Regions from separate parts of the Homo sapiens genome. Here region 2 is linked to region 1. Evidence: chromatin loops called from intact Hi-C (ENCODE). Cell type or tissue: heart left ventricle. All regions are shown on one strand. Links, peaks and the distances in the headings refer to the core of each region. The heading gives the core; the rest is flanking DNA.

Evidence for each region. Hi-C counts contacts between places; a loop is a spot of excess contacts. Peaks named below come from ENCODE experiments on the same cell type or tissue, not always from the same donor. Only the 100,000 strongest peaks of a DNase experiment are listed, where the experiment ranks them.
Region 2: it touches region 1 in a loop (2.0-fold over the local background); 8 of 110 quality-filtered maps call a loop at or near these places.

What each region holds. Positions count from the first base shown.
Region 1 is chr5:160,206,305-160,217,508 of GRCh38, reverse strand. FABP6-AS1 (FABP6 antisense RNA 1) reads left to right here and starts at 7,439. Exons shown (of 4, transcript XR_941148.3): 1 at 7,439-7,532. It also overlaps a transcript of FABP6 not described here. In heart left ventricle, for the core only: no CTCF peak of the experiment used is centred there; no DNase peak of the experiment used is centred there.
Region 2 is chr5:160,326,871-160,338,074 of GRCh38, reverse strand. It overlaps a transcript of CCNJL not described here and the pseudogene SNRPEP1. Among named protein-coding and RNA genes, the nearest start is that of CCNJL, 20 kb to the right of the region's middle. In heart left ventricle, for the core only: no CTCF peak of the experiment used is centred there; no DNase peak of the experiment used is centred there.

The sequences.
Region 1 (11,204 bases), core at 1,571-9,570:
AGGCTGGCCGTGCAGCTTCCACGATGCTCTGTCCAATTCCCAGCTTTGCAGTGTTAATCATTTCCCTCATCTCCAAGTGTCAGATGTACTAGCATTCAGCCCTTCTTCTTGTCTTTTCTCTGAGCCCTCATTCCCTTGGTGATTTCATCCAGCCAATAGCTTTAAATATCATCTTTTGCTGATGACTCTAATTTTTTTCCTCCATCTCAGATCTCTACTCTGAACTTAGTATATCCAACTGCCTGCCTAACAGCTCCACTCTATGCCTTATGCCATTTCTAACTGACATCCAAAAGTCCTGTTCTGCCCTCAACAAAACTTGCTGCCCCCATGGAGCATCTCAGTTGATGGAAAATACTGAGAGCCAAGATCTAACATGGACCTGCAATGCGCCAAGTCCTGTGCTAAATGCTTTACATAAATTATCATCCTATCCTCCCAACCAGTCTTGTATGTCAGTCCTGATATTACCCCCATCATGTAGATGAGGAAACAGAGGCTCAGAAATAACATGTCCAGGTGGTAAGCGGAGGAGGATGTCTGGCTACAGGTCCTGCACTCTTGTCCACTAACTAAAAGGAACAATTTGATTACATGTAGCCTTCAGAACCAATCAGGGTCTTGGAGACTGATTGCTCCTTTGGTACTTAGTGAATGACCCCAAAGCACCAGACAACCATGCTAAGCACTCAACACATGGCATCTCTGTTAATCCATGCAACAAACTTCTGAGAGGGCTGTAATAATCCCTACTTACAGAAAAGAAAGTCTAAGTTCAGAAAGGTTAGGTGACTTGTCCAAGGTTACACAACCAGTCATTGATTAAGTTTGGATAGGAATTCAGTTTTTTCTGAACTAAGTGGTGCTTGCTACCACCATGCATCCTGCTGGCTGTCTGATCCAGCAGTGGAATGCCAGTCTGTTAAGTTACAATGAGGGCCAGGCAGGCACGGTGGCTCATGCCTGTAATCCCAGCATTTTGGGAGGCTGAGGTGGGTGGATCATCCGAGGTCAGGAGTTCGAGACCAACCTGGCCAACATGGTGAAACCCCATCTCTACTAAAAATACAAAAATTAGCCAGGCATGGTGGCACGTGCCTGTAATCCCAGCTACTCAGGAGGCTGAGGCAGGAGAATTACTTGAGCCCAGGAGGCAAAGGTTGCAGTGAGCTGAGATTGTGTCACTGCACTCCAGCCTGGGTGACAGAGTGAGACTTGGTCTCAAAAAAAAAAAAAAATTACAATGAGAACTGTAAGTCATATATTCATCATTTCATTCACTCAATAAGTACTTACTAGCACAAGGCTATGTGTTAGGGGATGGAGATACACAGCAGAAGACAAAATTGTCTCACCCCATTGAATGAAGCTTCCAGCTTCGCAGCTCATCAATTTTCCCCAGTTCATCCCCTACTCAGCCTCATCTGCTTTCCTATCCAGCCCATGGATGTATCCCTACTCTGCCAGGACCCTCAATGTCCTTCCGCCACATTGGCTTCCCAGGCCCCATCCTTACACACAAGAAAGCATTTGTCCTTCTACCTCCCATCTGCAGGACTTACACCTGCAGCCAGAAGAAGTGGCGCAACTGGGGAGGAGGGTAACACCACCTCAAGTTCATGACCCTCCCTCAGCAGGGCTTTGGGATACTCACTGGTTCTTTCCTCTCCTTGTTGGATGAATCCCACCCCATTCCTCACAACAGCAGCTGGTTTGAAATAACCTTTACCTTCTTATCAAGTCTCTTACAAAATTCCCACCACCTCCACTTCCCCAGTTCTAATTCCTCATGCCTTTACTTCTTTTTTTCTTTTTTTTTTTTTGACAAGGTCTTGCTCTGTCACCCAAACTGGAGTACAGTGGCAAAATCATGGCTCATTGCCACCTCAACCTCCTGGGCTCAGGCAATCCTTCTGCCTCAGTCTCCCAAAGTTTTGGGATTACAAGTGTGAGCCACCATGCCTGGCCACCGTCACCTTTTTTTTTTTTTTCTCTGAGACAGAGTTTCACTCTTTTTACCCAGGCTGGAGTGCAGTGGCATGATCTCGGCTCACTGCAACCTCTGCCTCAAGGGTTCAAGTGATTCTCCTGCCTCAGCCTCCCTAGTAGCTGGGATTACAGGCACCTGCCAACACACCCGGCTAATTTTGTATTTTTAGTAAAGACGGGGTTTCACCATGTTGGTCAGGCTGGTCTCGAACTCCTGACCTCAGGTGATCCGCCCACCTTGTCCTCCCAAAGTGCCGGGATTACAGGTGTGAGCCACTGCGCCTAGCCCACCATCACTTTTAATGGCCATATTGTAATCCATTGTACAGACATATCACAACTTACTCAGCCATTCTCCTTTTGTTGGACAGTGAGGTTAGGAAAATAAAATTGTATACATCAATAGGAAACACCACAACATGGGGAAAACAAAAACAATAGCATTATTCAAAACTATGTGTTAACATGAACAGTGTTATTTGAGGCAACTGGAATACAGCTGAAGTTCCACTGGATGGCCATGGGTCATAAACTAGTGGAGGATAGTGACCTCTGAGATGGTGACCAGGGACAAGCTGGGAAGTTCTGCAGGGCAGCCACCTCACTAGGAACAGTATCTGCCAGACAGGGAAAACCTTTATTTTCTGCTTCTGTTTTGTGTCTCTGCCTGTTCCACAACCCACTTTTGAGTTGAGTTGATGGGATTTCTTTCTTTCTTTCTTTCTTTTTATAGAGACAGGGTCTCCCTATGTTGCCCATGCTGGTCGTGAACTCCTGGGCTCAAGTGATCCTCCTGCCTCAGCCTCCCAAAGAGTTGGGATTACAGACATAAGACACTGCACCTGGCCAGTTGATGAAATTTCTGACTGTTGTAGACAAGGTCCTTTGAGTCACAAGTCAAGAAATCCACTTGAGGCCAGGCATGGTGGCTCATGCCAGCCACATTGGGTGGCTGAGACAGGAGGATCACTTGAGTCCAGAAGTTCGAGACCAGCATGGGCAACACAGGGAGACCCCGTCTCTACAAAATTAAAAAGAAAACGAAATCCACTTGAGGCCAGGTGTGGTGACATACATCTGTAATCCCAGCACTTTGGGAGGCTGAGGTGAGAGGACTGCTTGAGGCCAAGAGTGCAAGACCAGCCTGAGCAACATAGCAAGACTGTGTCTCTACAAAAAATTTAAAAAATTAACCAGGCATGGTGGCACGTGCCTGTAATCCCAGCTAATAGGGAGGCTGAGGCTGGAGGATCACTTGAGCCTAGGAGTTCAAGGCTGCTATGAGTTATGATTACATCACTGCACTTCAGCCTGGGTGACAGAATGAGACCCTGTAATAAAAATTATAAGAGAGAAGAAGGAAAGAAAGAAAGAAAGAAAGAAAGAAAGAAAGAAAGAAAGAAAGAAAGAAAGAAAGAAAGAAAGAAAGAGAAAGGCAGGCAAAACCTACTTGAGCTAGCTTAGGTTAAAAAATAAAAAAGGTGATTTATAAAGTTGAACCATCAGCATGTATAACTGCTGATATTTGACCTTTTTGACCTATAAAAACAACAATTTCAGATGGTGCAACCTAATATTCTAACAATGCAGAAGGATCTCAAGGAGCCCAGGGATAGGACACAAAGTCTAGGTTCATGAGGAACTAGAACCAGAATCTGAAAAACGTCAGGAACCCTTCCCTCCCTTCTTCTACCCCATACCTTTCCTTTATGTGTCTGTTTCATTCTCTGCAGGTCTCCTTTCCGGCTCACCCATGTGCACGCAGACAACACAGCTCTCAGAACCTGAGTCAGAAGAGAAATAATCTGATTGGCCTATCCTGAGTCAAGTGGGCATCTCTGGTCCAATCAGCTCTGTGCAGGGAGGCAGAGCTCCTCATAGCAGCGCTCTTAATTGCAAGCAATGGAAACTGATTTGAGCAAAAAAGAAATTTATCAAAAGGATATCGACTGGATCACAGACTTTTCAGGCTTGGAAAACAGACAGAGACAGGACAGGACAAACAGCTAGAACCACAGCCACAATCACATCACAGAAATGATTTTGTAAGGATTCTGCTGCCAAAGGCTGGACTGGGCAATTTGCACCCCTATCAAGGGTAGCACTGCATGCGGACCCTGCAGCCACCATTTCCCTGGGCATAGAATATGGCCACCACCACCAGAATGGATTCTCTTGTCCCTGCTTATTTGTATCATGAGCTGCAGAGGCTGAGCCCACCTCATGTCCATGCACCCTCATTGCCATCGGGCGATGGGACAAACGGGACATGAGTACTGGCCTTTTCAGCTTTGTACTAGAAGGTGGGCCCACCTTTCGTTGGGCCCCATGTAGTGGAAAGTTCTCTAAACATAGAAAAGGGTACAGATGCTTGATCCCACCAAAAGCGTCATGTGGTACCAACCATCTCGACCGTGAGGGCCAACTGCTCTGGGTGGACAGTTCTTGAAGAAGGGACTGTGGGCTGGATAGGTGCCCAAAGAGTGTCCGTGACAGTTACCTCTCCCCAAAGATTCTACCCAGCTCATGTGCCTTCTATGAAATCTTTCCTCCTCCCAATCCATCCCATCCTGGCTCTTTTCCACTTAGAACTTGCATAGGAGGGCTGGACGTAGTGGCTCACACCTGTAATCCTAGCACTTTGGGAGGCCGAGGCGGGCAGATCACTTGAGGTCAGCAGTTCAAAACCAGCCTGGCCAACATGCTGAAACCCTGTCTCTACCAAAAATATTTTTAAAATTAGCCAGTTGTGGCCGGGCACGGTGGCTCACACCTGTAATCCCAACACTTTGGGAGGCTGAGGCAGGCGGCTCACAAGGTCAGGAGATCGAGACCAGCCTGGCTAACACGGTGAAACCCTGTCTCTACTAAAAATACAAAAAAATTAGCCAGGCGTGGTGGTGGGTGCCTGTAGTCCCATCTACTCAGGAGGCTGAGGCAGGAGAATGGCGTGAACCTGGGAGGCGGAGCTTGCAGTGAGCGGAGATCGTGCCACTGCAGTCTAACCTGGTTGACAGAGTGAGACTCCGTCTCCAAAAAATAAAAATAAAAATTAGCCAGTTGTAGGGCCAGACGCAGAAGCTCATGCCTGAAATCCCAGCACTTTGGGAGGCTGAGATGGGCAGGTCATGAGGTCAGGAGATGGAGACCAACCTGGCTAACATGGTAAAACCCTGTCTCTAGTAAAAATACAAAAAATTAGCTGGGCATGGTGGCGGGTGCCTGTAGTCCCAGCTACTTGGGAGGCTGAGGCAGGAGAATCGCTTGAACCCAGGAGCCAGAGGTTGCAGTGAGCCGAGATTGTGACACTGCACTCCAGCCTGGGCAACAGAGAGAGACTCCATCTCAAAAAAGAAAAAGAAATTAGCCAGTTGTGTGGTGGCAGGCGCCTGTAATCCCAGCTACTCAGGAAGCTGAGGCAGGAGAATAGCTTGAACCCAGGAGGCGGAGGTTACAGTGAGCTGAGATCACACCATTGCACTACAGCCTGGGCGATAAGAGGGAGACTGCATCTCAAAAAAAAAAAAAAAAAAAAAGAACTTGCATAGGAAGGCACAGGATGAAATTGTTGTTGTTGTTTTTCTATCTGAGATATAAGCAGCTGGAAGGCAGGAAGCCTGCCTTATGTTTCTGTTTGGCCTGTGCAGGGCAGGGCCTATAACTGTGCAGTGTCTATACCTGGGCCTTTACATACTTGTTGGTCGGCTCAGGCATCAGCCAAAGCTCTTACAGATCTAAGTAGCAGACACGGACTCTTGGTGACAAACCAAAAAATAAAATTTTTGGAAACGTATGGAGTAACTCATAGAAAGGATGAAAAAGCTCCACCACCAGGCCTCCAGATAGCACATAGCACCAGGAAGCAAGAAGGAAGGGACAGTCCCTGGGGCACTGCCAACCCATTGATTACCTTCAACAATCCTTCATCCTTATAGTACTGCACTCATGACTCAAAGTCCCAGCTTGGACAGTTACAGGCTCTGTCACTTGGACAAGTCACTTAACCTCTGTACTGGGGTGTCCTCGTTGACAGAATAGAGCTAAAAATAAAGCCCACTTCCTTAACTGGCAATGGGAGGGTTGGATGCTCAGTACATGAAGATCCTTAGAAAGGGGGCCAGCACCTAGCAAGCACTTCATAAATATCAGCTACTAAAAAATACCAGGAGAGAAAGCCCAATGGGCTCAGCCGAGGACATGTATTCCCTCTGGGGGTGGGTGAGGCCAGTGGAGGCTCTTAACTGACAGTCCCACAGAGACCCACATGCAGCAGTATCTTCAAGGAGCAGCTCTCCAAGAAACACAGAAGTACACTGACAGAAGAAGGGGGAAAGGATACTGGGCAGGCAAGAACATAAGTGCCCATGATGACTTCTCAGCTCCCCAGGACAGAAAAAGGGTCCGACTCCAACATCTACAGGTTTGATCTAGGGCAGTGGCTGGGAAGAAGGAAGAAGATTGAGAGGCATGTCTAACAACGTCCAAGCAATCTCCCTACCAAAGCAGCCCATGACCCTTGAAAGATATTGCTTCAGAAGAAAGTCAGATGGCAAAAGGTCGTCCCGCTCCCATGCAATCATTCATTGCCCCCTCTCCTGCCACTGGCAAACCGTGATTAATTCCTGTGGCAGCCGCAGAAATCATTCCTAATGAATTTCTAATGAACTCATTTGGTGTTAATGCGGTGTGTAATTCTGCAGGACACTCGTTGTAATTTAGCCTTATTAAATCTCTAGTTATTGGGAACTACTATTGCTCTAAGCTCATAAGCAGGAGAAAAGTAATTATGCAGAGCAAGCGGTTAAATTATGAAAAGGATTGGACATTCTGAGAAGGCTGAGACGTGGCTGCTCCTGTGTTTTCTCCCTGGGGTGCACTGCTCTACAAAGGTGAGCAGGCTGTGCAGGTCTTCGAGCTGAGGCAAGAATGCCCACCTTGACTTCTGTTCTGCAGTGTTAGAGCTGTGCAGGCTGCCCCTGTGTTCTGGTATTTTTAAGGGCCAACCAAAGGTGGCCTTGTCCCCACATGATCTACCCCACTTGCCCACTGCTTGGGCCTGAATTTCCACCATAGGGATAGATTCCTTCATGTTTGAGGTGCTGTTCCAGGTTGAAAGGTAACTTGTACCACAGTTCAGAGAGCAGTCACTGATAGGTTATCTCATCTGATGATCACAGCTTCTCAATTATTGTCATTAAAACCCTTTGACAGATAAGGAGATTAAAGTTCACAGAGGTGAAGCCACTGGGCTCCCAAGGTCATCACTGGGTGCCAGAACTAGGAACAGAGCCCATATCTCCTGGTAACCAGGTGAATTCTCTTTCCAGCTTACCTGTCATTCATTGCCTGCTGTGTTTTTCATGCATATGTGACTCATGCTTCCACCTAGATCACATGTTTCTTGAGGTCAGAGCCCTTTCTGTGATCTGCTTTACCTGTTTGACTTGCCTTGGTACAGAGAATGGAGCTGCAAGACTCCCCTGGTCAGATCACGTCGGGTCTCCTGAAGACACCAGGAGGATTCTACTGTGCACAGGTTGATTGTATGTCTCCTTTTCCCACTTCTTCCTGAAATTTTCTTATTATACTTTTGATTAAAATGTATGTCTTAGGTTGCTTTCTGTTGCTACAGCTGAATACCTGAGACTGTATATATAGACATAGAAAAGGGCTGGACGCAGTGGCTCATGCCTGTACTCCCAGCACTTTGAGAGGCCAAGGCTGGGGAATCACTTCCGGCCAGGAGTTTAAGACCAGCCTAGGCAACATAGTGAGACCCCCGTCTCTAAAAATAAAAGAAAAGGAAAAAAAGACAAAAAAGACGATGATTTATTGCAGTTTTGGAGACTGGGAAGTCCAAGGTCTAGGGGGCACAACTGGTGAGAGGCTTCTTGCTGGTGGGGACTCTCTGTAGAATACCAAGACGGTACAGAGCATCACATGGCAAGGGGAGCTCACTGAGAGCCAAACTGGCTTTATTTATTTATTTTAATTTTTTGAGACAGGGTCTCACTTTGTCACCCAGGCTGGAGTGCATGGGGCAATCACTGTTCACTGAACCCTCAACCTCCCAGGCTCAAATAATCCTCCTGCCTCAGTCCCCCAAGTAGCTAGGAATACAGGTGTGGGCCACCACACCCGACTAATTTTTGTTTTTTTATTTTTTTGTGGAGAGAGATTTCACCATGTTGCCCAGGCTGGTCTCAAACTCCTGGGCTCAAGTGATTTGCCTGCCTTGGCCTCCCAAGGTTCTGGGATTATAGGCATGAGCCACCACACCAGACCTTTATTTATTTCTGAGAAAGGGTCTTGCTCTGTTGCCCAGATCAGAGTGCAGTGATGCAAAGATGGCTCACTGCAGCCTCAGCCTCTGGAGTAGCTGGGACAACAGGTGTGAGCCACCACACTTGACTAATTCTTTTTTTTTTAGAAATGGGGTCTCCCTGCTGGGTGCAGTGGCTCACGCCTGTAATCGCAGTACTCTGGGAGGCCGAGGCAGGCAAATCACAAGGTCAGGAGTTTGAGACCAGCCTGGCCAACATGGTGAAACCCCGTCCCTACCAAAAATACAAAAAATTAGTTGGGTGTAGTGGCAGGCACCTGAAATCCCACCAACTTGGGAGGCTGAGGCAGGAGAATTGCTTGAATCCGGGAGGCAGAGGTTGCAGTGAGCCGAGATCACACCACTGCACTCCAGCCTGGGCAACAGAGTGAGACTCCCTACAAAAAAAAAAAAAGAAAAGAAAGAAAGAAAAAAAGAAATGGGGTCTCCCTATGTTGGCCAGGTTTGTCTTGCATGCCTGGCCTCAAGCAATGCTCCTGCTTTGGCCTCCCAAAGTTCTGAGATTATAGGCATAAGCCACAGTGCCTGGCTCCCACTCTCATGATAACTAATCCACTCTTATGATAACCCATTAATCCTTTAATTTATTAGTGGATTAATTCATTAATGAGGGCAGAGTCTTCATGATCCTATCACCTCTTGCTATAGTTACATGGGGTAGTAAGCTTCAACATGAGATTGAAGGGGACAAACATTCAAACTATTGCAATGTAGATTCAACTTTTTTCTTTTTTTTTAAGAGACAGCATCTTGTTCTGTCACCCAGGCTGGAATGCAGTGGCATGATTTTAGCTCACAACAGCCTCAAACTCCTGGGCTCAAGCGATCCTCCCACCTCAGCCTCCCAAGTAGCTAGGATGAAAGGCATGCACCACCTCACCTGACTAATTTTTTTTTTTAGACAAACGATCTAGTTATATTGCCCATGATGGCCTTAAACTCCTGGCTTCAAGCAGTCCTCTTGCCTCATCCTTTCAAAGTGCTCAGATTACAGGCATGAGCCATTGAGCCCAGCCTTAAACTTTAAAAATAATTTAAAATCATTTTCTTCTGATGATAAAAGTAACATAAAATTCAGAAAAATGCATAAAATTCAGAAATTTTTTACATAAAATTGAGAAAAAATGCAGAAAAGTCTAAAGAAGATAAAGATGGCCAGGCACGGTAGCTCACTCCTGTAATCCCAGCACTTTGAGAGGCCAAGGCGGGCAGATCACCTGAGGTCAGGATTTTGAGACCAGCCTGGCCAACATGGTGAAACTCCGTCTCTACTAAAAATACAAAAATTAGCTGGGCGTGGTGGCAGGCACCTGTAATCCCAGCTACTGGGGAGGCTGAGGCAGGAGAAGCGCTTGAACCCGGGAGGCGGAGGTTGCAGTGAGCCGAGATCATGCCATCGCACTCCAGCCTGGGGGACAAAAGCGAGACTTCATCTCAAAAAAAAAAAAAAAAAGGAGGTAAAGATGACCTACAGTCCCGTCTCTCATATGTAACTATTGCTTAACAGTTGGTGTGTATTTACTTCCAGACCTTATTATATACACATATAAATATACATACAAACATTTTATCCAAAATGGGAACATACCATATGTACTGTTTTGGAAATACTTTTTATTAAACTTGGAAACATGACATTTTTGAAAGATGATTTACACTGTTGAATAATAAATACAAACTAATTTAGCAAGAATGTCCTTGGTAACTCCTCTCTGTTATAAAAAAGAAACAAAAGAAGGGTAATTTAGAGCAGAAAACCTAAATAACCCCATACAAAAGCCAGAAAGAAAATCTGACTATTGCTACCTTGTCTCCTAAAATGTCTTGGTTATCCATTTAATTTGGGTGTTTGGCATGAAAAAGCTGATGGATGGAAGATGCAGGCCTGGGAGCAAAGTCATGTGACCCTGGGAGTCGGATGAATGGATTGGGCCATGGGAGTTTAGAGGTAAATCTAGGTTCGTGGCCCTTGCCCATTTCCCTACCTCATCTTCTGTCATATCCTCAGTTTCTGCTGCAAACTCATTTCCACTGGAATCCCCTAAACTCACTGTGCTATTTTGCATTTCTTTGCCTTTGCACTTTTCCTTCTACCTAGAATGCCCAGTGGCATAAATGGGAAAAAAATTGACTTTCATGCAACGTCTAACTCAATTATTTGCCTATGAGGAAAACAAAAAGAGCTGTTTGAAGGGCAAAGTAGGTTTTTCTTCTGTATGGACGAAGGTCCTGGGGTAGGTGAGAGTAAGGTTTTTTTCGCCTTTGAAGGTGGAAACACTCTAATCACAGCTTGCCTTGGTGCTGTGTCTAGCATCCATGACCCAGGTGCTGCCGTGCATGTCCAAGCCACCCTGGACTTGACCTCCTCACTCCTCAGTGGTGTTCTGGTCTGTAAGTCCCTCTCCTAACTATTTCCTGAACTTTCTTCAGTCCTGGGTGCTCATAGCCAAGCAGCCCTCAGAGCTGTGGGTATGCACTTTGTGGCTGTTTAGACGTGGGTAGGAAAAAATAATGTTGCCATCGATGTAACCAGTATGTGTGGCTCTGTGTAGAAATGCATACTGCCCGTGTGCATTTATGTCTGTTGTACTATACATAGATTTGCATGCATGTATGAAACATGATGTATATGTGTCCTTCTATCTGTGTACCTAGGAGGATGTATACTTTTCTCTGTGTATATTAAGTTTGAATCACTGTGGATACATGTAGAATATTATGTGGGTTTTTTTGCTTTTTTGTTTTTTTTGAGACAGAGTCTTGCTCTGTCGCCCAGGCTGGAGTGGAGTGGCATGATCTCAGCTCACTCCAGCCTCTGCCTCCCGGGTTCAAGCGATTCTCTTGCCCCAGCCTCCCAAGTAGCTGGAATTAC
Region 2 (11,204 bases), core at 2,039-10,038, 120 kb before region 1:
TATGCAAATGAAGGATTCAAACTTGCTTAGTTCTGAATTGTTGATACAGCTGAGTTCTGCTTGATTGATACAGCTGAGCCCTGATTGGCTGAAGTAGGTGAGCTCTGGTTGGTTGAGGTGAGCCCTGAAAGTCCCAAAATTAAACGGAGGTGAGGGGTGTTTGCAGAACTCAGAGTATGTGTGTGATCTGTAGTCAGCAAATGGTCATTTGGCTCTATTTTAAATTTAGGCCCAGTTAGCCACTCAGGATCTATCTTGAAGGATTGGTTCTTTCAGGTTCACATTTGTTCACAATTCACTCATTTCCAACTAAATATTAAGAAGAACACGTAACTGTGCTGATTGGGCCTACTTTCAATTCATGCCTACAAATCTCCAATGGCACAAAATGTAACCTGGCAACATTTTGTTGGAAGGAGCTCTACCAGCTCCTTCCCAACCCCCGACATTCTCAATGCAACGTCCCTAAGGTGGGAGTCAACATGGTTGGCTCAAGGAGCAGAGTAACAGGAAGAGAGTGGCAGGTGATGACCTCAGAAAGGTTACAAGCACCCAGATCATGTAGGGCCCTGCAGAACTGGTAACCACTTGGCTTTTATGCTGAGTGAGACGTGAAATAATTGGAGGGCTTTGAGCAGATGCGCGATGAAGTCTGGTTTCAATTATAACAGCATTCCTCCAGCTACTATTTGAGAATAGACTGTGAGGGGCAATGACAAAAGAGGGAGACAGGAGATTAGTTTAATAATCCCAGCAGCCAAGTTCGGTGGCTTACACCTGTAATCCCAGCACTTTGGGAGGCGAGGCGAGACAGAAGGATCTTTTCAGCCCAGGAGTTCAAGACCAGCCTGGGCAACATGGTGAAAACCTGTCTCTACACCCTAAAAAAAAAAAAAATCAAAAATTTGCCGGGCATGGTGGTACGTGCCTGTAGCCCCAGCTACTCAGAAGGCTGAGGTGGGAGGATTGCTTGAGCCCAGGAGGCAGAGGCTGCAGTAGTCCATGATCGTGCCACTGCTCTCCAAGCTGGGCAACAGAGCTAGACCCTGTCAAAAAAAAAAAAAAAAAAAAGAAAGAAAAAGAAAGAAGGAAGGAAGGGAGGGAGGGAGGAAAAAAAAAATCCCAGCAAGGGATGATGGGAGCTTGGCCCCAAGTGGTTGCAGGAAAGAGGTAAGAAACGATGTAATTTTGGCCGTCTTTGGAGATAGAGCCAACAGGTTTCACTGAGTATTTGGATGTGGCCTGTGACGGAAAGTGAAGGGTCAACACTGACATAAAGGTTTTTGCCTGAGCAACTTTAAGGCTGGAATTGCCCTTCACCAGGATGGGAAACACTGCTCCTGGGAGGAGTGGGAGGAGCAGGCTCTGTGGATGGGAGCAGGAGGTGAGTAAATAGAGTTTGTTTTGAGAAACATTGTGTCAGAGATGTCTATAAAACATCTGTGTAAGTTTCCTAGAGCTGCCATAACAGATTACCACAAACTGTGGCTTAAAACAACAGAAATGGATTCTCCCACAGTTCTGGAACCCAGAGTCTGACATCTACATGTCAGCAGCAGGGCCGCGCTTACTCTGAAGGATCTTGGTTGGATTCTGTTCCTTGCCTCTTCCAGCTTCTGGTGGCCATCAGCATTCCTTGACTTGCAGCTGCATTGCTGCAGTCTCTGCCTCCTTGGTCACACAGCCTTCTCCTCTTCTGAGTGGTTCTCCTCTCTTTGTGTCTTATAAGAACACTTCTATTTGACTTAGGGACCCTCTTAGAGATCTTCTCACCTCAAGACCCTTAATTACATCTGCAAAGACCCTTTTTCCAAATAAGGCCACATTCACAGGTTCCAGACATTTGATGTAGACATATTCTTTTGAGGACTGTCATCAACAACTAAGTTGAGATGGCAAATGGGTAGTTGAATGTATGAGTCTGGAGTTCAGAGAAGAGTTCTGGACTGACGATATAAATTTAGAAGTCCTCAGTCTATAGATGGCTTTTAAGCCATGGTTCTAGAGAGATCACAAGGGGGAAGAATTCAAATAAAGAAGGGGAGAGTCTGAAGACTGAGTCCTGGGACACTCTGGTATTTGGATTGTGGACGATGAGGAGGACTGAAAAGTAAGTGGTTGCTACAGAGCTAGAAGAGAATCAAGAGACTGTGATGCTGGAAACCAAAGATACTGTTAAAAAGAGCAAGGGGTCTGGGTGTAGTGTCTCATGCCTGTAATTCTAGCACTTTGGGAAGCTGAAGCGGGAGGATCACTTGAAGCCAGGAATTTGAGAATGGCTTGGACAACAAAGCAAAACATTGTTTCTACAAAAAAAAAAAAAAATTTCAAAAAAAAAAATTAGACATGATGGCATTTGTCTATAGTCCCAGCTATCTGAGAGGCTGAGGCAGGAGGATCTCTTGAGCCCAGGAGTTCAAAGGCTGCAGCGAGCTATGATCACGCCACTGCACTCCAGCTTGGGCAACAGAGACCCCATCTCAAAAAAAAGAGAAAGAAAGAAAGACGAAGGAATGATCAACCATATCAGATGATGCAGACTAAGTGTTGACCATTGGCTTTAGCAAGATGGAGATCAGAGACCTTGAAAGAGCATTTTGGGTGGAGGAATGGAGGCAAAACATGCCCAGGCAAGAGACAATAGGAAGCTGTACTCTAGCAACTTTCTTGTGGATTCTTTGGGATTTTCTGTATATAAAAATATATAAATTCTATATATCCAGGTACATAAAAATATAGATATATAAATAGATCATAAACTATATAGTCTACATTATATATAAACAGATATATTAAAATGTAATTTTTCTTTTAGATGGAGTCTCGCTCTCTTGCCCAGGCTGGAGTACAGTGGCATGATCTCTGCTCACTGCAACCTCTGCCTGCCAGGTTCAAGTGATTCTCCTGCCTCAGCCTCCCCAGTAGCTGGGATTACAGGCGCATGCCACCACACCTGACTAATTGCTGTATTTTTAGTAGAGATGGGATTTCACCATGTTGGCCAGGCTGGTCTCAAACTTCTGACCTCAAGTGATCTGCCCACCTTGGCCTCCCAAAGTACTGGGATTAGAGGCATGAGCCACTGTGCCCGGCCAAAATGTATAATCTATATATAAAACATTAGGACACAGTCGTGATGGTTGCACAACAGTGTGAATGTAATTAATGTCACTGAACTGTACAGCAGCACCGCCTGGGCAGTTGTTGGAAAGGCTCATCATCAGCCCACATTTTCTTGTCATGGATTTGGAAGCCCAGAGAATGGGGTCCAGCCATCTGTTCTTAACAAACCCTCCAGGTGGATCTGATGCCAGGTCTCATGTGAGAAGGCTGGCCAAAGGAATTGTGGGAGAAATGCTCGACAACAGCGGTGTGTGAAGTTCATGGATCCCGAGAGGCCAGTGTAGTGGTCCTGAGTATCAATTCTGGGGCTGAATTGCCGGTTCTGTTCTAATTCCTCCACCCAGCTGTGTGATCTTGGACAAGTCTCTTAACCTTTCTGTGCTTCAGTTTTCTCATCTTGAAATGAGGATGATAATAGTAGTATCTCATAAGGTTGTCGTGAGGATTAAATGACTTACTGTATGTCAGGCACCTATAATGGTACCTTGCCCATGGAGAGCACTATGAGAATAGCTATTGTGATTGATTTAAAGTGAGGCCATCGGCATGGATTTGTATCATTTTATTGTGCCCTCTGGTTGCGCAGGTGCTGAGTAGGTGGAATGTTGCCTTTGATAAGGGCTGGGTTTTTGCTGGGTAAAAATCATGAATCGAGAGTAGGCAGCCTAGTGGAGATTGTGTACAACCAAAGGATTTAATGGTGAGCCATGGAATCTGCACTGTGTGTAGCACGGGCATGACAGCGGTGGGCGAGGCAGTGAAAAGGTGGAGGGATCAATGGATGGAGGACCCAATGGAGTAGGGTGGTTGCTGAAGTTGGGGTGCCTGAGGGGTGAGCTGGCAAGACAGTGTTGTTGGTCACAGCATGCGATTCCTGAAATGGATGGTTTGCAATTATCAGTAACAACAGAGTCTGAGTTTTGGCCACAGAGTAAGTGGCTGAGTTAGGGTGGAGAATACGATTGTTGGATAGGACTTTAAGGAACTGAAAAACCTGGGTCTTGGATGAATCATCTACCAAGACAGCAAAATCACCAAGAATTCTGATGAAGCAATGTTGGAATTGCAACAGCAAGGCACCAACTCAGCTCTTCTAGGAGTGAGGGGAAAACCCTGGGGGTCCACAGGATACAGGGGCAAGATGGACTAGTCTGATGATGTGAATTGCTAAGCAAGGGGGCGTAGAGAAGGGAAGGAGAGTGGCTTGGGTGTGGTGATGGGGAGCAGGGGTCACCACCTTCCGCTTGGTCCTCTTGGTACAAGGGGAGAGGGACAGAAAACAACTCCACCTAAGGGGATTATAGTGGAAGCTTGTTCTCTTAGCTAGAGGGAAAATAGAAAGGGATTTTTTTTTTTTTTTGGAGACAGGGTCTCACTCTGTTACCCAGGCTGGAGTGCAGTGGTGTGATCATGGGTGACTGCAGCCTTGACCTCCTAGGCTCAAACAATCCTTCTACCTCAGCCTTCTGAGTAGCTGGGACTACAGGTGCACACTGCCATGCCTGGCTACTTTTTAAAAAAATTTTTGGGCTGGGCACGGTGGCTCATGCCTGTAATCCCAGCACTTTGGGAGGCTGAAGTGGGCAGATAACGAGGTCAGGAGATCAAGACCATCCAGGCTAACACGGTGAAACCCCATCTCTACTAAAATATACAAAAAAATTAGCCGGGCGTGGTGGCGGGTGCCTGTAGTCCTAGCTACTCGGGAGGCGGAGGCAGGAGAATGGCGTGAACCTGGGAGGCGGAGCTTGCAATGAGCCGAGAGCGTGCCACTGCACTCCAGCCTGGGCGACAGAGCGAGACTCCATCTCAAAAAAAAAAAAAAAATTTGTAGAGACTGGGTAGTCATATGTTGGCCAGGCCAGTCTCAAACTCCTGAGCTCAAGCAATCCTGCTGTTTTGGCATCCCAAAGTGCTGGGATTACAGATGTGAGCCACCATGCCCAGCGGAGGAAGAGAATCGTTGATGAGGTTGATGGTCTTAATTCACTGATCCACTTCTATGCCTGGCACTCAGCTGGGCACTGCGATGGAGAAGAAAAGTGTAAGATATTTCTGCCATCATGGACTTTATGCTCCACCCAGGAGACAGAGAGTAAACAAGATTTTAAAAGCCAAATATGTAGTCTATTAGATAGTGCTAAGGACTAGGAGAAAAAAAAAAGCAGAGAAGACATATGGAAGGGTCAGTAGTTGAAACTATAATAGGTGGCTGGGAAAAGCCCCCCTGCTAAGATGACATGGAGTAAAAACTTGAAGGATATTGGAGAGCTGGCTGTACAGATATGTGGGGCTGGGAAGAACGGCAAGTGTGGAGGCCCTGAGGTGGGAGCATGCCCAGAATGTCTGAGGACAAGCAAGAGGCCAGTGTGGTGGGAGCAGGTGGACAGGGTGGGGACCGTGGGAGAAGATGAGGTCAGACAGGTTAACAAAGGTGTAGGCAGATCACACAGGGCCCTGTAGGTATAGGCCTTTACTCTGAGTGAGATGAAGAATCACTGAGGGGTTTTGGGCAAAGGAAGAATGTGAATTGCATTTTGATGGAGTCATTCTGGCTGGGCAAAGTTGGGGAGAGGGGCAAGGGCAGATGTAAGGCGACTGGTTAGGGAGCTTTTGCCACTATCCAGTGGAGAGTTGGTGGCAGCTTGGACCAGGGAAGTCGTGGGGCCTGGTTTTAAGGCCAGATGGCCAGTGTGTCCTCAATAAAAGAAAGCAGGCAGCATGTGTGGGTACAGGTGCAGTAAGAGGAGGCAGAGGTGTGGTGTGGGAGCTTGTGGAAGTTCCTCTGATTTTTCCTATGTTCTTAGTGTATAAGGAAGCTAGCTGAATGTGAGGAGGGGTGAGGAAGTATTAGACGTCAGCAGGGAGAAGAGATGGCATGAAATATTCATCTTGGAGAGAGGGAGGGGAAACAGATTCTAGCAATGGTATATACTGGGGCCCATGCATCAGACTCACCAGAGGCTTGGTTAAAGTAGAGTGCTGGGCCCACCCCCAGAGTATTATGATTGAGTAGCTCTGACATGGGGTCTGAGAATTTGCATTTCTAACAAGTTCCCAGATGATGCTGATGCTGCTGGTTCAGGGACCATCCTTGAGACCCACCAGACAAGAGAAATATAGTAGGCTTGCTCAGCCAAATGGAAAACCCATTTGTGCTTAATGATGGTGACTTTACTGGAAGGCCATTAGTATGGCTGTGTTTCTGTCCCATCACGGTCAGTGCACAGGATCTGGTGCAGAACAGGCAGCTGTATTGAACCTGGGTTGAAGGTTGACCAAGTGGATGCTGCAAGTTATGAGAAAGTCAAGAGGGTTAAGGGTAGATGCAAATGATTGATTCCACTGATTGACTTTGGAATGGAATCTGGAAAAGGTGAGAAGAGAGGAGGTGAGACAGCAGAGAGGAGATAAGATCCAGGGCTTCGGGCTGGGCACGGTGGCTCACGCCTGTAATCCCAGGACTTTGGGAGGCTGAGGCAGGCGGATCACGAGGTCAGGAGATGAAGACCATCCTGGCTAACACAGTGAAACCCTGTCCCTACTAAAAATACAAAAAAATTAGCCGGGCGTGGTGGTGGGCACCTGTAGTCCCAGCTACTTGGGAGGCTGAGGCAGGAGAATGGTGTGAACCCGGGAGGCAGAGCTTGCAGTGAGCCAAGATCACGCCACCGCACTCCAGCCTGGGCGACAGAGCAAGACTCCATCTCACAAAAAAAAAAAAAAAAAGAAAGAAAGAAAGAAAAGAAAAGATTCAGGGCTTCAAGGATAACTGGGGTCTGGGTCCTAGTGAGGGTGAGCTGGAAAGATGGCAAGTGATAAGTGGTGAGTGGTCGAGGAGTTATTGGACGCTGAGACCATGGATGGTGCAAGACCATCACAAGGAACAGCTGAGGTGAGATGGAAGACAGGGGATTAGAGGACAGGGGATCAGAGTCTCAGAAGGTCCATCTATCTGTTTGGATATTGAAAACACTGAGAATTAAGACAGGAGCAGTGGGCCGGGCACAGTGGCTCACGCCTATAATCCCAGCACTTTGGGAGGCCAAGGTGGGCAGATCAGAGTTCGAGACTAGCCCGGCCAACATGGTGAAACCCCATTTCTACTAAAAATACAAAAATTAGCCAGGCATGATGGCGCATGCCTGTAATCCCAGCTACTTGGGAGGCTGAGGCAGGAGAACTGCTTGAACCCAGGAGGAGGAGGTTGCAGTTAGCCGAGACCGCACCACTGCACTCCAGCCTGGGTAACAGAGGGAGACTCTGTCTCAAAAAAAAAAAGAAAAGAAAAGACAGGAGCAGTGTTAGAGAGAGTGATCATGAGCCAGGAGCTAAAATCCTCAAGCAATCAGGGGTGACCTGGTGGCCAGGAGGTGCACTTTGAAGACATGAGGTTTAAAGCCTGAAGGTTTTACAGGAACAATGATGGAGAAGAGAATGGCAGTGACAAGGGGGAGCCGAGAGGAGAGAGGAGCCCACGACACCTTTAGGCCCATGGTGCGGAGGCGGCAGGAAGTGAACACAGCCACCACTTAAGGCAGCTGAGCTCTCAGGGAGAGCCAGGGTCTGTTCCATCTGTGGTTCTTGACCCAGCCACAAATTAGAAACACCTGGGGAATTTTGAGAACATGCCAATACCTGGATGCCACAATCTGAAATTTTATTTTATTGGTCTGGTGAGGAGCCTGGACTTCAGGATGTTTTTAAGCCCTTGAGGTGATATGAATGTGCAGCCCAGGAATGAGAGTAAGAAGATCAAGGGGACCCTGAGAGATTTGGACCAGGGTCCAGAACAGAGTGGCAGGTTTCAGGAGACAGGGTCAGAATTGGGGACAATGGCAAGGCGGGACATGAGGATTCAAATCTGAAGGAGCAAGGGGAGACCTGAGCTTCTATAGTAACAGACATGAAGAAGGCTCAGGTGCCTCACTGTGGTCTCAAGGCAGGTCATGGTGATGAGTCTGTGTTGGAAAGAGGCAGGGGTGGGGGTCTTGCCAGGAGCAAAGAGAGGGTGGTGGTCTCTCCATAACCACAGTGGTGATGTGGAGGACAGCGGACGGGTGTCCTAACAATACCTGTCTCAAAGAATGAAATGTCAACAAATTGAGTTTCAAAGATTTAATTGGCTTTTATTAGCAATTCATGAATTGGACAGATCCCATCTGCAAAATAGAAAGGTGTTCCAATGAGCTGAGCAGAGGTGGTGGGCTTTATAGGCAGAAAAAGGCTGAAGAAAGTAGAAACAAGGATCAAAAAGCAGATGGGTCATTTCCAAGTTACTTTCCTTAGAGGGTTAAAGAAGAGGCCGGGCGTAGTGGCTCACACCTGTAATCCCAGCACTTTGGGAGGCCAAGGTGGGTGGGTCATGAGGTCAGGAGATCGAGATCATCCTGGCTAACACGGTGAAACCCCATCTCTACTAAAAATACAAAAAATTAGCCGGCGTGGTGGTGGGCGCCTGTAGTGCCAGCTACTCTGGAGTCTGAGGCGGGAGAATGGCATGAACCCGGGAGGTGGAGCTTGCAGTGAGCCGAGATCATGCCGCTGCACTCCAGCTTGGGCAACAGAGCGAGACTCTGTCTCAAAAAAAAAAAAAAAAAAGAAGACTTCCTTATCATACTGGCTCAGGTTGATGAGCCCCTTTGGGTTGGTTGCTGTGAATCTCTTGTTTTTCAAGAAACTCTCCTGTTTCTAAGTTTAGTTTGACTACATAGCACCTAGCATGAGGGACTCCATTCTGGTTTGATCTGGTCTGCTGGGGCCTAGTATAGGGGCTCAGTCCAAAACAATGTTTTTTTGTCTCATAAATTGTTTTTAACACCTGGACCTCCAGGACTGTGGCTTGGCTCCTAGCTTCCTCTTCCCTTTACCTCCATGTCGGATTCCTCAGCCAAGGCATGGGTTCCAGTGAGGCAGGGGAGCCTCGTGGTTAGAGTACAGACTGTGGAACCAGATGGTCTTGGTTCAAATCTCTGCCCTGGGTAACCTTGGATAAGTTACTCAATCTTTCTGTGCATATAGTAGGGCCTAGTGTGTTGCCATTATTCATTTTTTCTTTTTCTTTTTTTTTTTGAGACAGAGTCTCGCTCTCTTGCCCAGGCTGGAGTGCAGTGGCGTGCTCTTGGCTCACTGCAACCTCCGCCTCCTGGGTTCAAGAGATTCTTCTCCCTCAGCCTCCTGAGTAGCTGGGACTACAGGCACATACCACCACGCACGGCTAATTTTTTTTTTTTTTTGTATTTTTAATAGAGACGGGGTTTCACCATATTGGTCAGGCTGGTCTTGAACTCCTGACCTCGTGATCCCAAAGAGCTGGGATTACAGGAGTAAGCCAATAAGCCCAGTCTTTTTTTTTTTTTAAGAGACAGTATCTTGCTGTGTTGCCCAGGCTGGTCTTGAACTCCTGAGCTCAAACGATCTTACTGCCTTGACCTCCCAAAGTGCTGGGATTACAGGCTTGAGCCACCATGCCCAGTCCGCCATTATTCTTTACAAAACATATCCCAAATCATCTATTTCTCTTCATCCGCGTTATTCCAACACCAGTCCAAGCCACCGGTATCACTTGCCAGGAGTTCTGCAGTAGCCTCCTTAACGGGTGTCCTGTTTCTACTCACTGCCTACTCTAACTCACTCTCATGCTGCAGCCAGGGTGACATTTTGAAACTGAAGATTAATCCCTGTTCCTCCTGTGTTTAAAATCTTCCCATGACTTCTCATCCATGGCATTTAGAATAAAGTCCCAAATCAGTATACCTGGGTTACAGGAAAGTCCCTCACAATCTGGCCTTCCTCTTCACCTCATTTCCTCAGCCACTAAATTCCAGGTTCGCTGCCCTTTCTCTTCTTTAACATGCCACGCGCACTCCTGCGTGAGCCTCTGTACCAGCTGTTCCCTCTGCAGAGTATTCATCCTCTAGCCGGGGCATGGCTGGATTCCTCCTGTCACTCAGCTCTCAATGGAGGCATTCCATGGCCCCAGTGTCAGGGGGTGTCTGATCACTCACTTTGTTCACACCTGTTTTCATTCTCTGCATGGCACTTACTACTTTTTTGTATTGTTTTTTTGTTTTTGTTTGTTTACAATTTGTTCTTCTTTGGATTTCCTCCAAAGCCGACACTGAAACAGGTTTGGATACAGATAGTTTATTTGGATAATGTTGCCAGAAAGCAGGGAAGGTGAGACAGGAAAAGTGCAAAGTCAATGTGAGGGTGTTACTAGCGTCTCTCCTTACTCTGGAGCTTTATCCTGCCAGGACCTCTGACAAGGGTCATACAGAATGCCTCCCAGAGTTGTTCTTCTGAAGGACGGGGGCCATATCCTCTATCGCCAACTCCTGGCCCACCTTGTTGGGGGCTGCCTCTGGGCATTAATTCCTCCCTTCCAGGTTGTGCTTGCCTGAGAGCCAAACTGGTTCCAGCTACATCGCTGCATTGGAGAAGGCTTTGGCAGCCAGAGAAGAGTCAAAGCTTTCCCCTATGGCTGTGGCTGAACTCAGTGGTGGCCCAAGTGGCTGTGCAACAGGTATCAGTGGTGTCTGCTGCCTGCTCCATTTCCCCCAACATCTTCCTAAGTTAAGCTCTTCCTAAGTGGAAATGTGGCTGTTTTGCTCACTGATGCTCCCAAGAGCCTAGCACAGTGCCTGACACAAAGTAGCTATCACTAAATATTAGTTGAATGGACTCCTTTCATCAATCCAAGGGTAGGCACTGCTGTTATCCTCATTATATTCAGACGAGGAAACAAAGACTCACCCAGCTCACATAGGTGGCACAGCTGGAGTATGAGTCCAGGCAATCTGACTTTAGACTTTGAGCTTTTTTTTTTTTTAAATACAAACAATCCCATAGCATTTATTGCCATCTTGTAATAACATAAGGGTAATCAAAACAATACGAATAAATGTTCATATTGGACAAAAAACATCTAAAAACAAACTGTATCCATCTCAACAATTTCTCACTTCATTGTTCATTTCTAGTTGGAGAAACTTCGTAGCAGAGTAATATTATGTCCTTTTAGCATGATCCGACTCGGTCGTATTCATGACTTTGTTTTAGAATGAATCTCTTCTGTATCA